Regions from separate parts of the Homo sapiens genome. Here region 1 is linked to region 2. The links are chromatin loops, found by intact Hi-C in ENCODE. Cell type or tissue: IMR-90. All regions are shown on one strand.

What was found. Hi-C counts contacts between places; a loop is a spot of excess contacts. Peaks named below come from ENCODE experiments on the same cell type or tissue, not always from the same donor. Only the 100,000 strongest peaks of a DNase experiment are listed, where the experiment ranks them.
Region 1: a loop joins it to region 2, with 13 times the contacts of the local background. A loop is called at or near these places in 43 of 110 quality-filtered maps.

The regions. Positions count from the first base shown.
Region 1 is chr18:74,116,009-74,118,508 of GRCh38, forward strand. All of the region lies in intron 8 of FBXO15 (F-box protein 15), which reads right to left. Among named protein-coding and RNA genes, the nearest start is that of FBXO15, 31 kb to the right of the region's middle. In IMR-90, a CTCF peak has its summit at 1,166 (motif pointing left); a DNase peak (open chromatin) is centred at 1,163; H3K27ac peaks cover 313 bases.
Region 2 is chr18:72,761,302-72,763,801 of GRCh38, forward strand. All of the region lies in intron 7 of NETO1 (neuropilin and tolloid like 1), which reads right to left. Among named protein-coding and RNA genes, the nearest start is that of MIR548AV, 91 kb to the right of the region's middle. In IMR-90, a CTCF peak has its summit at 1,426 (motif pointing right); a DNase peak (open chromatin) is centred at 1,450.

The sequences.
Region 1 (2,500 bases), 1.4 Mb after region 2:
TCACACAGGTGTTTTCTTTACAATTATCTGTCTTATGCATTTCTCTGTGTGTCATTTCACAATACAAAGATGTTTAATTACCAAAAAAAAGGAAAAGCAAGGGAACAATTAACACAACAGACAGAATGGTGGTTCCCTCTGGCAGGAAAAGAAGCAAATGAGAGCAGGTTGGGGACATGCAGGCTGCTTCAAAGTTTGTGGTACTGGTCTATTTCTATACTGTGGTGGCTACATGATTTTTTATTGTATTGTTTTTCTGTAGCCTGTATACATAGAAAAGATTATACTTTCTCATTAAAAATTTGAAACAAAATTTCTCAGCCATTTCATATGCATATGTGCATTTCCAAAGTGATTTTTTAGATGCTACTTTGCAAGTTTGATAATAAATTTCTATTGGGGTTTTTAATAGGATTGCAATGACTTGGTGGACTTAATTGGAGCATCCATAAAATCCCTTATTCAAAAATAGAATCCTGGAAATGTCCATACAGAATGACCAAATTCTGGCTCTATTAATAAATTATGTCATAGTTGAAGTTTTATCCTTTCCACTCAACCCTACTACCTCGGCCTGGACCCTCCCAGTAACCTGTCTGGACACTGCAACTGGTCACTTCATCCCCACCCCAGCTCCTCCTGGTGTGCCCTTCCTCAGAACATTCCAGAAATCCCTCATGCCACCCCTCCCCACTCATGCTTGTGCCTGGATTACCAAGCCTCTCTCTGTCCCTAACCCTATCAGGCAGGGATCACATGGAGGCAGGGCTTCCCTCTGTGTGGCCCATGTCCTGCATTCAATAACGGTTTGTTAATAGATGAACCCCAGAAGACCCAGCCTCATCCCTTTACTTCCTGCAGCTCCCTACAGCCTGCCTGGTTAGCGTCGAGCCAGGCTTCACAGGTCTCTCGGAGGATGAAGAGAGCAGAGAGCCACCTACATTCCACAGACGTGACGACAGAACATTTTATCCTTGATAGGGAGAAAGGCTTTTTTAAAAAATGGGGGCAAAGTGATTTATACCCAAACGCAATGACATAGCTGAAATTTACTAAATATACCACATGGTACCACAAGAGAGTTTCTCAAAAACTACAGAGGACATTCTATTTGTATAATACTTTTAAAAATGTTACAAAGACACTCTGATGGCAACAGCACCCTCTGCTGACTCCTAGTAGTGCAACCATGGGAAGTAGAAATATATTTGAGTCCACCTTGGAAATCCTACTTTGTCATCTTTTTACTGGGGGGAAAATCACAAAAGGCCAATTATTCCTAACTCAGTTTCCCATTCTCCCTCATTTAACTTAACCTCTTATGCGTTATAACAACCATATAACCATCAAGGGGTTTATTAACGTTAACACAAAATTGGCTTAAATGTTACTCCAGCAAGTCAACAGCCTACCCTGACCACACTTACAGTGCCAAAACTTTGGAAATACACTGACAGTCACACACACACACAAGAAGATACACTCTAAAAGCACATCATTTAAAAGGCAAAAATATACAGGAAGCATATTACAGGAAGCAGGACATACCCAGCTCTGGAGTCGCGCGGACCTGAGTGCAGACTGTGCCACCTACTAGCTTTACAGAACACAGACCTGACTCTCTACCACCTTCTGATTCCTCATCAATAACATGGGGAGGTGAAAGTACCCACAGCTCAGGCGTGCTGTGAAAAGGAAGTGAAATAACACGAAACATTTAGCAGAAACCTATAATGAGTGCTCAAAAATTTTCCCTATTATTATCGTATTCATCATTATTAAGGGCATATTTTAAGTATGAGGAATGCAAACATAAAAATTAATCAACGCTATGCTGTATTTGTTTGCAATAGTGAATGGCGAGCCCTCTTCTCTGAAGTTCTAGACAGTCCACTGAGACAGACCTAGCACCTAACAGGTCCTAACTCCTCAAGAATAGAGTGATGGGATAATTCTACATGCGTATGGATCCCAACATACAGAATTCTACATACATATTTCTTTTTTTTTTTTTTTGAGACAGGGTCTTGCTCTGTTGCCCAGGCTGGAGTGCAGGGTCACAATCATGTCTCACTGAACCCTGGAACTCTCGATCCTCCCACCCTCAGCCTCTCAAGTAGCTGAGACTACAGGTGCATGTAATCATGCCCAGCTAATTTTTGTATTTTTTTGTAGAGGCCGGGTTTCACCATGATGCCCAGGCTGGTCTGGAACTTCTGGGCTGAAGTGATCTGCCTGCCTCAGCCTTTCAAATTGCTAGGTACAAACATGAGCCACCACACCACATCACATAAAGGTAGGCCAGGGTGTGGTGGCTCATGCTTGTAATCCCGGCACTTTGAGATTCAGAATGTTAATATTCCCCTTGACGATTTTATGACCTGCGTATATACACATATATACACATATATATATATATGTGTATATACACACACACATGTTGTATAAACATCAAGGGGTCTATTAACATTATACACAGAGAGAGAGAGAGAGAAAGAGA
Region 2 (2,500 bases):
GCCTTTGCTACAACCAAGTCTAATATGAAATACTATGTTTCAATTCTACAAGAAAAGCAGAAAACATAAATTATGCATATTAAATAAAATACAAATACGTATTGGAATGTGTTTGTACTACTTAATAGGAGGAAGGTTTAGCTGTGTAAGATATTTAGCTGTGATACTCTTTTTTTAACAGTTTAATGAGACCATCAAGATAACAGGTATTTTCTAACATCCAATTGTTAAGAGAGACATTCAGATCCCATCTTGGAAAAGCAAGCCAGGCCATATGTAGAACAGAATAGCTCTCAACCTTGGGCTGCAATCTAAAAGAAATGTTTTTGCAGACATGTAAATGATCCGATAGAATTGAGGCTTGGATAACAGGGACAGTATCAGCTTATAATTTTAGTAACAAAATCTTCACAGTAATTTAGTAGATACATCCTGATTTTGATGTTATCTATGGGTACCTTAACTCTAATTTAAAAATTCCAATAAAATAATCTTCAGTTAACATTTATTCAAATACTTTATAATAAATTCTTTGGAAACAAAATTTAGTACAATATTTTGCTGAGGAGAGGACCTTTAAGACTAAGAAATATGGTATGTTAGTTTTGGTGAGTCTCAGGGCCTTGCACCCACTGAAAGATTCAAAGAAGTCATGAGGTAAAATATGCCTGTTTAACTTTGTTTAATCCAAATATTTCCAATCTTACTTGTTTACCACTTAAAATTTTAAAAACTAAAACTTGGCAAAGTGTTCCATTGTGTCCAGAAATCATTATAGTGATGGAATTCTTAATTCTTAAAAGAACATAGAATAGGGTGGGAGATTATTAACATGTAAAGTTGGGTAAAAAATTAGAATACACTTTTTTTTTTTTTGAGGCTGATTTTCGCTCTTGTTGCCCAGGCTGGAGTGCAATGGCGCGATCTCCACTCACCGCGACCTCTGCCTCCTGGGTTCAAGTGATACTCCTGCCTCAGCCTCCAGAGTAGCTGGGATTACAGGCATGCACCACCACGCCCGGCTAAACTGAGAATACACTTTTTAATTTATGAAAACTCACATACCAATGCACTTATGTAAATTATTTCAGAAATGCAAAAGCCAAAATGTTGGCAGTGATGATTTCTAGGATTTACTGAAATTATATTTACCTTTTTTGGAGAAATTTTCCATATATACTTTTATGTATAAGTATATGTATATATACATTAAAAACACACAAAAAAGTTTTGTAATTAAAGGATAACTCATAAGTTTGCATGAAAAAATACGAAATGTTAATCAAAAAAGTTAATTTTCTCTTTCAGATTTTTAAATCAGGAAAATAGTTTTTACATAGCACCTTTGCTTTGCTCTATTGCTTCATTACTCTTGAATTCTGTTTTTAAACCCTCATCTATTCCCATTATTACCACAAGGTGGCGAACTTACATCAGACTTCAGTGAAGGAGCTTTTGACTCCCTCATGGGGATGATTAAAATAAACCATGAAAGCATGTGCAGTAACTCCTAAACCTATACATTACTAATTCTTTAAATAAGCAAATTATGTAGCAGGGGACGACAAATCTCTTACATATTTTAGTCATGTAGGAGAAGATAAAATAAAGCCACAACACTCAAAATAAAGGTAGATTTACATAATGTATTTAATAAAGAATCATAGAACACATTGTTTTTTAATGTGAAAGGTCTAGTTATAGATGTACCTCCGATTTTAGTGTTTATCTCATGTGGATTAACACTGTTTCAATTCTGTAACTTAAAGGTTTTTAATTTATAATAGCTACTTTAATGCAGAATCCACTACGCTTATTCTATTAGATTTCGTTTTTTTTTTTGAAATCCAGAAATCTGCTAAATAATATTCAAGAAATATTAAAACACATTGAAATAAAAACAGGCAGATTTGAGACACTGATGTTTCAACTATCCATGATTTATGGTTAATAAAACTATCATTGGTAATTTGTTCAACGTCAAATAAGTCATCATATTACATCACGAAAAATTGGAAAACGAAGTGATCCTTGATCATATTCTCCTAAAGACTCATTACACCACTGGAACACATGTTCCCTGGACTTAGGGTCTGGCTCTCTTCACCTCCCCTCCCCAGTCCACTCATCTTGTTCTCTTCAGACATTCTTGCTTCTTGCTTTCCTCAAATTATTTTAACTTCTTTAATTTTGAGCTTCGTCTAAAACACCCAGCTCTGTGCTGGCCTGTGTGGGCACAGCCACAGGCTGTCTCACACACAGAGTCACACAAACTCATACACCACACACACACTCACAAACACACACACCATTCACACACACACTCACACATTCAAACACAGTCATACACACACCACACAGCCACAGTCACACCTCTAGGTCTCCTACTTCTGCTCTTTATTAATTCTTCATCATTCCCTGATCTTTAATTTGAATGGAAATGCTCACAAACACGTATGGAAAAGCAGCTGGGGGAGGAAACAGCTTGGAGTATGTATTA